2 separate regions of the Homo sapiens genome follow, and region 2 is linked to region 1. A link is a contact called in ENCODE Hi-C or POLR2A ChIA-PET data. All regions are on one chromosome and are shown on one strand. The core of a region is the stretch at or near the end of the contact, and the rest is flanking DNA. Distances in the headings are between cores, read along the strand shown. Region 1 overlaps HTT (huntingtin). Region 2 overlaps RGS12 (regulator of G protein signaling 12).

What was found. A loop is a pair of places that touch in the nucleus more often than their neighbours do. ChIA-PET counts read pairs that join two places held with the same protein, here RNA polymerase II (POLR2A). Pooled maps may share reads with other maps.
Region 2: a pooled map shows a loop between it and region 1 (3-fold over the local background). The contact joins two enhancer-like sites. A Hi-C loop is called at or near these places in 6 of 50 pooled maps. POLR2A ChIA-PET finds 5 or more read pairs at or near these places in 2 of 52 experiments (T-cell and activated CD4-positive, alpha-beta T cell).

What each region holds. Positions count from the first base shown.
Region 1 is chr4:3,104,076-3,110,031 of GRCh38, forward strand. HTT (huntingtin) reads left to right here. Exons shown (of 67, transcript NM_001388492.1): 5 at 1,282-1,361; 6 at 3,210-3,348. Among named protein-coding and RNA genes, the nearest start is that of HTT, 32 kb to the left of the region's middle. Within about 2 kb of position 3,881, at least 8 of the 41 ENCODE cell types and tissues checked have a DNase peak (open chromatin) inside an H3K27ac peak, as active enhancers do.
Region 2 is chr4:3,387,061-3,393,575 of GRCh38, forward strand. All of the region lies in intron 4 of RGS12 (regulator of G protein signaling 12), which reads left to right. Among named protein-coding and RNA genes, the nearest start is that of HGFAC, 52 kb to the right of the region's middle. RefSeq lists enhancers at 900-1,169, 1,860-2,009. Within about 2 kb of position 1,976, at least 14 of the 41 ENCODE cell types and tissues checked have a DNase peak (open chromatin) inside an H3K27ac peak, as active enhancers do.

The DNA of each region.
Region 1 (5,956 bases), core at 2,631-5,130:
AAACAATCCAGTTACATGCTTTACTTATTTTATTTTATTTTTGAGACAGAGTCTTGCTTTCACCCATGCTAGAGTACAGTGGCATGACCTTGGCTCACTGCAACCTCCGCCTCCCGGGTTCAACCGAACTTTGGGCTGGTCTCAAACTCCTGACCTCAGGTGATCCGCCCGCCTCGGCCTCCCAAAGTGTTGGGATTACAGGCGTGAGCCACTGTGCCGGGCCTGATTGTACATTTTAAAATAACTAAAACAGTCAGGGCACAGTGGCTCATGCCTGTAATCCCAGCATTTTGGGAGGCTGAGGCAGGTGATCACCTGAGATCAGGAGTTCGAGACCAGCCTGGCCAACATGGAGAAACCCTGTCTCTACTAAAAATACAAAAATTAGCCAAGTGTGGTGGCGGGCGCCTGTAATCCTGGCTACTCGGGAGGCTGAGGTAGGGGAATCGCTTGAACCTGGGGGTGGAGGTTGCAGTGAGCCGAGATCACGCCACTGCATTCCAGCCTGAGCGACAGAGTGAGACTTTGTCTCAAAAAATAAAAATGAAATAAAATTGGGCCGGGTGTGGTGGCTCACACCTTAGTCCCAGCACTTTGGGAACCTGAGGCAGGTGGATGCTTGAGACCAGGAGTTTGAGACCAGCATGGGCAACATGGCAAAACGCTGTCTGTACAGAAATTAGCTGGGTGTGGTGGTGCACAACTATAGTCTCAGCTACTTGGGAGATTGAGGTGGGAGGATTAATTGAGCCTGGAAGGTTGAATCTATAGGTAGCTGAGATTGTGCCACTGCCCTTCAGCCTGGGCGACCAAGTGAGACCCTGTCTCAAAAGAAAAACAAAAAAACAAAAAACAAACCACTATTATCGACTATATATTATTGTCTATGATCCCTCTGCTGTGCTGTCGAATACCAGGTCTTGGGCCCTTATTTCCATCACTGAGCAAACTTCACTCTGTTAAGCAGCAGGTGTGGGATTTCATCGTTATTCAGTAATTCACAATGTTAGAAGGAAATGCTGTTTGGTAGACGATTGCTTTACTTTTCTTCAAAAGGTTACTCTTTATTAGATGAGATGAGAATTAAAAATGGTAACTTACTTTATATCTTTATAATTGAAGCCCACTAGACCTTAAAGTAGTTACCAGATGTTTTATGCATTTAAATGGCCTTTTCTCTAAAATTAGAAAGTAACAAGGAAAGAAAATGCTTCGTTTCTATGCAACCCTCTTGGTGACTAGTATGTGACTCTTAATGCAACCCTCATTGCACCCCCTCAGAATGGTGCCCCTCGGAGTTTGCGTGCTGCCCTGTGGAGGTTTGCTGAGCTGGCTCACCTGGTTCGGCCTCAGAAATGCAGGTAAGTTGTACACTCTGGATGTTGGTTTTTGTCGGGGGCCAGCTGCTACTGATCCTTTATGTCTCAGCTCAGATGTCATTTCAAAAGTCTGCTCTGCCCTCTCCAAATTGCAGTCGACCTTGCCCTGTTTATGTTTCCCTCATAGCACTAATCCATGTCAGAAATTGTCACGTACAGTCTATCTGTGTGCTTGTTTATTTTCTATCCCACCCTTCCGCAAGAGACTTATGGGATGTGTGCCCCAGGACAGCAGGGGTCTTACTGTCTTATGCTCTGTTGCAGCCCAGCAGCGATAACAGTGTCTGCACATAGTACTTGCTTAAAAGATACTTGCCAAATTGTTGAAGGTTGAGGTACCAATTTCATTATTGCTGACTATAGGAGTTATAGCAAAATATCCATTTGTCTGTTACATGAGTTAAAAATATGGTTGTTGCACTGTGAATAGTTTGGTTTAGTCAAAACAGTTGTATCTTAACGGATTGAGAAACAAAAGCAGGACCACTTTTCATCAGCTCCCTCCTTCTCCTTAACCAGCAATACATGCTGATGCTGATATCCCATAGACCCTCAGCTCCATCCTGAGTCACTGGGAATGTGGTCTAAACCCTCACTATTAATATGAACTGAGTTTCAATAAGAATCTTATATGGGTCGGGCATAGTGGCTCATACCTTTGATCCCAGCACTTCAGGAGGCCAAGGCAGGTGGATTGCTTGACCCAGACTAGGCAACATGGTGAAACGCCGCCTCTACAAAAAATACAAAACTTAGCCAGGCATGGTGGTGCGTGCCTGTGGTCACAGCCACTCGAGAGGCTGAGGTGGGAGGATCACTTGAGCCTGGGAGGTGGAGGTCGTGTTGAGCCAAGATCGCACCACTGCACTCCAGCCTGGGCAACAGAGTGAGACCTGTCTCAAAAAAACCAAAATCCAGAAAAGAACTTATATGGCTGCAGAGGTATAATCACTAAGGAAATTTCCTTTTGTATAATCTTTTTTCTTTTACTATCATTTAAAAAAATGTGTTATATTTCTGAAGCAACACATCCAGGTTCTGCACATAGCAGCCAAAGTGACCTTAAAGAATATAACTGGGTCTTGTCATTCCCTTATTTAAACTCTTGTACCCATTTCCCAGTGCCGTTTAGATAGAGATTCCAGACTCGTCAATGGCTCTGTCACCTCAGACACCCTGCATTGACTCATTAGTCTGATTAGAGTCAGGTTTTTCTTCCTCCTGATGGTTTTTTTTTCCCCCTTAGTTCTCAGCGGAACAGTCACTTCCTTAGGGAGGTTTCCCCAGCCACCCTCTGAGGCCGTGCTTGTTGCCAGACTCTGCCACTAGAGGGCAGGGCTGCACCACTCCTGGCACCTCGCACCCGGCCTGCCCTGTCACTCTGTGTGTTGGGTGAATTCCTGTGATCTGTGACTCACTGCTCTGTGTCCTACACATTCGGCTTTTCTTCTCTCCCCACAACCCCATTTTATAATTCTCCTTTTTCAGGAAAGCTTTATTCCCATTTAAAAATTTTTGTTTTTAAAATGGTATTTTCTTACACTTATTTTCTAATTAAAAATGAGTGTTTTAAGAAGTATTATGATTTACTGCAAATAATTTTTAAACCCAGCCTTTTAGATCCTCTGTGATCATAAGAGAAATGAAGGATGTCTCCCAACACTTGAGCTTCATCCACATTTCATCCTCCTGTTCTTTCAGCTGAGTTTTCCCCATCCCATTAGGGACTGTTGGAATATAAAACTGGCTTTTCCCTAACAGGGAATGAATTGCTTCTGTTTCTCCTGAAGGAGAGCTGGAAGAATGACTTGCGTTCTTTTGCATACACAGGCCTTACCTGGTGAACCTTCTGCCGTGCCTGACTCGAACAAGCAAGAGACCCGAAGAATCAGTCCAGGAGACCTTGGCTGCAGCTGTTCCCAAAATTATGGCTTCTTTTGGCAATTTTGCAAATGACAATGAAATTAAGGTATGATTGTTGCCTCAGGTCACAAACATGCGAGTGATGCTGTGAGTGAGTCTGTGGAGGGTGAGGGCTTCTGAACAGGGAGTCCTGTGGGAGTGCTTCTTGGGGTATGTTGTATGTCGTAATTTAGACTACCATCATTTGTGTTATTTTTGAGGCACCTAAGGACTTCTTTCCACTTCTCATTTCTTACTGTGGGGTGAAGAGTTGAATTGGGAGATGGTTTCTAGATGCAAATTGAAAAGGCATTTTTCCAGAGCAGATTTGTTTTCGGCGTACTAGAGTGACTCTTTAACCTAGCTGCGGGAAGATGACTGTGCCAAGACTGCAGGTAGGAGAAAGCTCACTGACGAGGCCTTGTGGGTCTGAACGTCCTGCAGCTATCAGAGCCTGTTGGCTTCCTGTTGTGCATTCCAACAAATCATCTTCAAACCCACTTTAGTGTTTTGTTTATAATGTCCAGAAATAGTGACCCTGTCACATGCTCTACAGATTACAGGATTCTTAGCCTCTTCCTTTTTGGTAGGTCAGTCCTGGGTTTGAGCCCAAGTGACCCTCCTGGGAGGTGATGATACACACTGGGTAGAGTGGAATCAGATGGACTTGGATTAGAATTCTGTCCTCTTTACTAGTTATTTTCCTCTAGGCAAACTGCCCAACAGCTCTAAGCTATTTCCTTCGTATTCTGAAAAATAAGCCTTAATGGGACCCATATAGGGCAACTCTGAGAGTAAAATAAAGGAATATGTGTTAGAGTGTAGCATAGTCACCCACGGGAAGGGCTTAGATGTTAGCTGCTACTGCTCTTATTAGCTGAATGATTTGGAATAAACTGTTAGCCTCTCTCATGTTTTTTCTCTTGAGCTTCGAAGTTTTCTTGTTAATACTAAGGAGATATTCAAACTAGTCATGGGGTTTTGGAATGACGAAGGGAGATGATGAATCTAAAGAATTTAGTGTAATATTTCTTCATGCTCAGTAAATGGTAGTTTCTGCTGCTGTTATTTTTATTACCATCTCTTTGGAATGGGAGTAGGTGCTCCTTTGTGGTCAGAGGCTGTGAGAGCTCCACAGCGCCAGTTTGCCCATCTGTACACTGGGGTCTGTTGAAGGCAGTCCCCTCTGTGATATCTCTGGCTGTCAGAGCTCAGATGATAGATGGTATTTTTGTACTCTTAGTTCTCATCATTTTCATGATTTCGATCACCATTTGAGTATGATGATGCTAACACTTTGTTGAACGTAGAATCCGTTAATTACTTCCTTCCTGAACCTTTGGCATTAAAAAAAATCTATTCTGCTACCTCTCTGCTCATTTATGGTTATTCAAATTTATTATCAAGAGCCTGGTACAGTGGCTTGTGCCTATAATTGTAGCTACTTGGGAGGCTGAGGTAGGAGGATTGCTTGAGGCCAGGAGTTTGAGACCAGCCTGGGCAAGATAGTGAGACCCTATCTCTAAAAAAACTGAAAAAAAATTAGCTGGACATGATGGCATGTGCCTGTGGTCCTAGCTACTCAGGAGGCTGAGACAGGAGGCTCGGTTGAGCCCAGGAGTTGGAGTTCGAGGCTACACTGAGCTGTGATTGTGCCACCACACTCCAGCATGGGTGGTAAAACAAGATGCCATTTCTTAAAAAAAAAAAATATATATATATATATTATCAATGAAATTCAGTAGTACCAACAGGATTATAAACAAAGATAGTAGTTCCCTTCCTACTTTTTCTCTTAATCCTTGTGTCTCACAGGCAAACATAACTCTTAGTATTTCTTCCAATATTTACTTTCATGTTTCTTTCTTTCTTTCTTTTTTTTTCTTTGAGATGGAGTTTTGCTCTTGTTGCCAAGGCTGGAGTGCAATGACGCAATCTTGGCTCACCACAACCTCTGTCTCCCGGGTTCAAGCGATTCTCCTGCCTCAGCCTCCTAGTAGCTGGGATTACAGGCATGCATCACCACGCTCGGCTAATTTTGTACTTTTAGTAGAGATGGGGTTTCTCCGGGTTGGTCAGGCTGGTCTCGAACTCCTGACCTCAGGTGATCCTCCCACCTCAGCCTCCCAAAGTGCTGGGATTACAGGCGTGAGCCACTGCGCCCAGCAACTTCCACATTTCTAAATAACATGCTTCTACTGCTATTTTTTTTTTCAATTTTAGACATTTTTTTACTTTCACTATAGTTCTATCAGAATTCAGTGTGTACGTTATTATGCCTAAGTAAATAGTCATGGTTGCTTACGTATTATATTTCTTTGATTGTGTTTCTTATTTGATGAGAAAGCTGTGTTTTTTGCTCTGGGTTGAAACTGGAGAGAGGACCTGGGGAGGAGGAGGAGGACAGATGAAGTTGGTGACTGTACCTTCATGGCCATAGCTGGGTTCTCAGCACCCGGGGATCTGCTGATCACCTACTCATAGGCCAGGCCCCTATCGAAGTTCTAGGTGACCCAGTGCTGGGGACGGGGGGGCCACCTGCAAGGTCTAATCATGGAGGTGGGGGCTACAGTGTTGGCTTGTGCTGGGGCCAGCATCCTTAGGAAGGCATCTTGGAGGTGGAGGAGACAGCCGCCCACTTCTTGATTGGGGCCTTCAGCAGCACCAGCTTCTTG
Region 2 (6,515 bases), core at 726-3,225, 280 kb after region 1:
TAAGGAGAGTTCCTCCGAAATATTCCTCTTTTCTTCTAACACTCCTGACAGTCCGCAGGCTCTCGGGTTTCATCGTCACCTCACGCTTTTGTCCCCACTTCTGTCCCTGAGAGCTGGAATAGGTGCACCTGGCATCGCTGTGGGCCAGGGATGGGCTGAGGCACAGGCTGTGCTGCAGAAGCTGCCCAGGGGCCGGTGGGTTTGAGGTGCCACTGTATTTGTGCGTTAAAGAGAAACCAAATGTCGTTCTCTCACTTTCTGTGGTCCTGCAGCTGCTGGCCTCAGTCCTCGGCCTCGGAAAGGGCTGCTGTCCCCAGGTAGGCAGACAGAGCTCAGAGCCCTCGCAGGCCAGCCACTCTGTAGGAAGGCCAGGAGGACCCCAGGTGGGCAGACAGAGCTCAGAGCCCTTGTGGGCCAGCGGCTCTGTAGGAGGAGGAGCATATCTTGGGTTACACACGCACTGGCACCTGAAGCCGAGACCAGAGGGATCCCGACACTCGTGTGGTGGAGATGTATTTTGTAGAATAAAAGGAATTCTATTTCCTATTTTATGTACAATGAAAATCATGTCATTTAATCAGTCTTAAGGTGGAGGGAGGATAAACTTCCTTAATGAAAAGAAACAGGACCCGGAACCAAATCCAGGATAAAGTGACCGGTGTTTTGAATGATCTGTTCATGCTTTCTCTTTCTGCCGTGTTCTCACTTCTCCTTTCTGGCAGAAGACATTCATTTCTTGCAGGCAATTTATACATGAAAGATTTGCCTAATATGTTTAGTTTCACCATATATAATAAGTTTTATTTGCCTCCAAAAGATTGCTTCTGTCAGCAATAGATGCAGGAACCCAGAGTTGTGTTATGTGTCCATTTTACAGTTGTTTAAAAACCTGCACCTCCCAAGGGTGGGAAGTCTCTAGCTCCTCGCCGTGCTGGCTCTGTGTGTCCCTCTGAGGAAGTGTGTCCTGGCTCCTCGCCACGCTGGCTCTGTGTGTCCCTCTGAGGAAGTGTATCCTGGCCACGCAGAGATCCCCTGGTGCTAGGGCTTTCCACCCCCTGCTCCTCCTTCTTTTCCCAGTGTCAGACCCTGGGGCCACTGGGACAGGCCCGTCCCTCCATGGAGAGCCCCAGTCACAGAGGAGGAGACGGGAGGGAGGAGGAGACGGGAGGGAGGAGGAGACGGGAGGGAGGAGGAGACGGGAGGGAGGAGACAGTCATCAGCACACCCTGAATTTCAGGAACCGCAGTGGGCGGGCTGGATGTTTATTTAGTTCCTTTTTGTGTTTTTGTTATTTTTCCATCTTCAGTTTCTTTGCTTATAAGAGTAAAAAGAGCCAGTTATCTTGTTTAATGTGCACATGAGCTCTAGATCGGTGTCACATTCTGCCGTTGTTAGATGTAGGGCACCGAGGCAGAGTGGGGAGATCCAGCAGCTCACAGTAGTCTGCAGGTGAGATGGCCAGACTCAGGCCTGCAGGGGAAAGCCCTGGCTGAGAGGCCCCTCCACCCTGGCTCCCACCCACCCCCCAGCCCTGGGCCTCCACACGCCCAGCCCCATGGTCCTGGAGAGTCCCCCGCTCCAGCCCTGGACCCTCCAGCGCCTGCAGCCCCTGCTGCCCCTTCTGGTGCCTCAGGCAGAAAGAGGCCCCCTCCCCCACACCCTGCCCTCCACGGCAGTGACAGGAGCCTGGGCGGGGTCGGGGTGGGGGGGTGGTCCCAGGGAAACTCTGGCTGTGTTTCCACACAGAGATCTTTTTATAGGCTGTGGTCAGTGGGAGACTCAGTGCACTGAGGTGGGCCTGGGAACTCCAGCACCCCAGTGTTTTTATGGGAAAAATGCTCCCCGAGTTCCAAGGAGGGACTGAGGAGTTGGCTTGGGGAGCAATCTGCTCAGCTGGGCTGTCTCTGCCTGGTCATCCTGTCTAGTTTTGGTGATTAATAGATCACTCACTTAGAAATATTTTGTGTTCAACGAGCCGTGCCAGTGAGAGAGTTCGTGTTCATGCCACGGTTTCATTCTGTGACGCGTATCGTGCTTTTATAGCTTAGGCTCTCGCTGGAGAGTTTTAGTTTTGTGGCTCGGTTTTAAGGAAGTTGGACTATGCTATTTTGGCAATCTTTGTCAAGTTGGAGTGTGTTTTTTCACTTTTTCAGAAGAAAGGGGCTGATAATGGCCACCCGTTTGTAGCCAAAGAGTGCCCTCGGGAAAAAGGGTTACAGCTGGTCTCTGGGGGGCACGGCAGGGCTGTGGGTGGGGGCAGGGAGCAGATTCCAGCTGGAGAGAAGGAAGCACATTCTAGCATTATAGAGAGGCTTAGCAGGGGAATGGTCTGCCTTGTGGGAAGTTATTCAGACAGAAGTGTGAGGTCGAGCTGGAGGGAGATGGGGCGTTGTGAAGAAATGAGAAAAGGAAGATGCCCGGTTGCTCCTGGAAAAAGGAACCTCTCACCTCTCCTGGTCTGGCTCTGCACAGAGCTGGAGCCGCGGCCGCACAGAAGCCCGTTCTTGTGGCTTCCTCCGTTGGTCAAGCTCTGTGCCAAGAGGCCTGCCAGAATCCCCTCACCCACTGCAGCCTCCACAGGTGGATGTTCCCGCTGTGACCACCTCACCTTCTGAAGTCGGGGTGTGGAGACTATCGGGGAGCTCCCAGAGCGCCCACCTCCTCCTGCGTACGGCGTCTGTGCCAGCAGGAAAGCCGGGGAACTGTGCGGCTCTGGCTTTGGGGGACGGTGGCAGGTCCACATGACACCCCACATACATGACCCCGGTGCTCCAGCTGCTTCTCAAACACTCCGTTCTCGCAGCCTCACCCTGGGGACCCCCGACACGTACTAGTCGCAGTCCTCCATCCCCATGTCCTCCTCATGCCTTGTGCCTCAGCTCTGCCCTGACCCCACTCTGTCCACTCAGCTGCCCCCCTACTCGTCCTCCATGCAGACCTCAGTCTTGGCCCTGTCTCTGCAGCCATCCTCCCGCTCCCTTCTCCTGAACGCTGGTGGTTGCCCCCACAGCAGCAGCAGTGATCTGCCCAGCCCCTGCACTGGACCCCTCCACCAGCTCAGAGCCCCTGTTCCCCCAACCATCCTGCGTCCCACCCTGGTCTCCAATGGTGCCTCAGGCACATGCGGTTTCCCTCTTCCCTTCCTGACCACCTGCCCCCATCCTGAGCGATGGCCACTGTCAATTTCCTGCCCGTGCTAGGGGCAGCTTCCATCATTTTAATTATTCATCTGTGTTGGTGCTTTTGTCCCCCCAGCTGGTGTGACCTCCACGTGGCAGGTCAGAGTTGTCCCGGCACCCGGCACAGCGGCTGGCACGAGAGCTGTCTGTTGAGTGAATGATCGGGTGTTCAGCAGACATCAGCCAGAGCGTCAGGGCGAGGCTTGGGCGGGGACAGTGGCTTTCAGTGATTTTCCTTTTAGTCGTGAAACCTTCTCAAAAAGCACACACAAGCACAGAAGCAGAAACTCCTGTGTGACTGGTGTTGCGGGGTGGACCCACTGCCGCCGCCTCCTCCTGGGCTGCTCTGCGCGCCTGCCAGGCTCTTCCAGTGCCTTCACCCAACACGCGGGCCTTTGGAGCTCAGACCTGGCCATGGCGGAAGATTCGGGCTCCACCTGCAGCTCCACAGCTGACAGGCCGATCTCTTGGGGCAAGTCACTTTCTCTCTCCTAGCCTTGTGTCTTCATCTCGCCGGTCCTTGTTAGCGAACAGGCACTGAGGCCTGGGGAGCTGTCACAAACGGCTGCCTGATGGGGGAGGGTTACCGTAATTGCCGGATTAACTTGGGGGACTTTAAACTGCATTCCTCTTTAAAATATAAAGTATAATTGTTGATATTTTTGGCAAATGCCAAAATTTGTATTCTATACAATTTTGAAAGAGAAAGGGAAAAGCTTGAGAGTAGAACCATCAGTACTTACATAGAATTAGTTGATAAATTTACATTTTCCTCATCAGAAAAACAGTGCAGCCTAATTGCACATTTTCCAAAAATGTTTGCTAAATAGCAGAAACAGAATGTTAATTTGTAATGCGCTATTGTGGGAGTGGTTGTTTTAACCAGAACCCTTTACTTGATTTAATATGTCACATTCTTTTGGTTTGCTTTTGGACTTCAAAATGATGCTCAGAATCACACAGTGTATTTGTAGGGTGTGGAATACCGTATTAGTATTTGTAAACAGGAGTCAGACTGGAGATTTTCAGTTTTGGAAGTGTGGAGACTTGATTTCTGCCAGGATGCCTTCCGATGTACTTGTTTCTTTCCAATTCTACAAGATATTTGGAGAGTTTTTATTACTAGTTTTTAATATTGTGAAATTATTTTTTCAAGCAAACAAATTCAAAGGTAATAAAACCACTAACTGCATACCTATCTTCCAGAGTTAACGTGTGCTAGCCAGGGGGCCTGTGCCTGAGAATTGACTCAGGGCTGGGGTGACCACAGAAGCCCTTGGTGCCCCTGCGGCTGCATCCCCTCCCCAGAGGCCACACTTGGAAGCAGGCGCCACCCCTTCCCACTCCAAGGGAGTTTCTTAGTTAGATTCTTGGGGAAAAGATAAAACAAACGAAGAACTCCTCTCATGCAACCCTAGGCGTGAGAAGCAGTGTCCGCCCTGTTTGGTGGTCTGGAGGCCATGTCAGAGAGGGCTGCCTGGCGTGTTTGGGGGCCTCGTCAGAGAGGGCTGCCTGGGGTGTTTGGGGGCCTCACCAGAGAGGGCTGCCTGGGGTGTTTGGGGGCGTCAGAGAGGGCTGCCTGGGTGCTCCAGGGAAGCTCCTCCTGCTCAGCTTCTCGGTCTGGGAGGATGTTCACCTGCAAAACTCCACCAAGCCATATGCTCATAATCTGTGCACTTTTCTGTATATCTTAATAGTTTACTAAAATAATTAATATTTTAAATTTCTGGAACTTTTAACCTAAGGACTTTCAAAATGGTCTGAAAATGTTAATAGATTTGCTCTCAGGAGAGTATGTATGAAGTTTGCAGAAAGAAAGCATTATGTAGATTGGATTGAAAATCAGATTGGCCAAAATGATTTAAGGAAAAGGTCTAGAAGTAGATCCTGAGTGTGGGGAGAGCTCAAGGGCTTTTCTCAGGGACAGGACCTGTGCAGTTTTATGCAGTTGAGGAAGATCCTTCCCCTACCCCCAGGCTAGATAGACTGTGGGAAGAGATCCCCTCTGGGCATACCACCTAACAGAAAGCTTTTAAGACTTTCTCCTTATTGTCGGTTTTCAGCAATTTGATTATGATGAGTCTCAGGTTGGTTTTTCTGTGTCTGTTGTGTTTGGGATTTGTTGGGGTTCAGGTATTTTTTTCATTGTTTCCCACTTTTGAGACTCTAATTATGCAAGCATGTTAGGCCACCTGGTTTTCCCTTCAGCTCATGGAGGCCGTTTCATGTTCAGGCTTCTGTGTCGCCTGCATGCTTGCCATTTCATTGTTTCTCTTGCTCTATCCTGCAGTTCACTGATCTGTCATTTTAGTGTCAGATATACAGCTCATTCCCTCCTGTGAGGGAATTCCTGCCGATCAGCCTGTCATCTCAGAGACTGTGTTTTCATCTTTAGCAGTTCCTTCTATTTTTTTCATTTCTTTCTACTGATTCTCTTCACGCTTTGCTTTAAAACCCCAAAAATGTTGGCTGGGTGCAGTGGTTCATGCCTGTAATCCCAGCACTTTGGGAGGCTGAGGTGGGCGGATCAGCTGAGGTCAGGAGTTCAAGACCACCCCGGCCAACATGGTGAAACCCCGTGTCTAATAAAAATATAAAAATAGCTGGGCATGGTGGCAGATGCCTGTAATCCCAGCTACTCGGGAGGCTGAGGCAGGAGAATCTCTTGAACTCAGGAGGCAGAGGTTGTAGTGAGCTGAGATGGTGCCACTGCACTCCAGCCTGGGGGCAGAGTGAGACTGTCTCAAAACAAAAACAAAAAACCCCAAAATGTTTGTATATTTATAAGACATGTAAAGCCCTTAGATGCCAGTGCTATCATCTCTGTCTTTCTGGGTCCCTTTATTGACTGACTTTTCTCCTGGTTATGGGTTACATTTTTCTGAGTATTCATTTGTCTGGCAGTTCTTGACTGAGTGCTGAATTTTGTTGCCTTCCTTTAAAAAATACAGAGGTTTGTAAAGCTACATTTGGGGACTCCTCTAAAAGCTGGGGATTCACCCAGAACTGGCTGGAACTCGGGAACCCCCTGACCCTGTGTGAGTTCTGGCAGCTGTTCCCGCCGCAGCCCCCGGCTGATCTTTGCCTGCCTCGTGGGGTCTCGGCTGTGCATGCACAGCTTAGAACTCAGCCACAGGTGGAGGCTCCTGTGAGGTCCCTGGGCACTTTCCCTGCTAGGTCTCTCCTGCACCTGCAGCTCCAGCCACCCTGGCCTTCCCCGATTCTGACCTGTCTCCTCAGCTCTGGACGGTGGTTCTACCTGGGCCCCACCTTGTGCTGTGGTTCATGGAGTGCCTCTGGGCTGACAGCTCTGGGTGGTCACAGGGCTCACCTTAT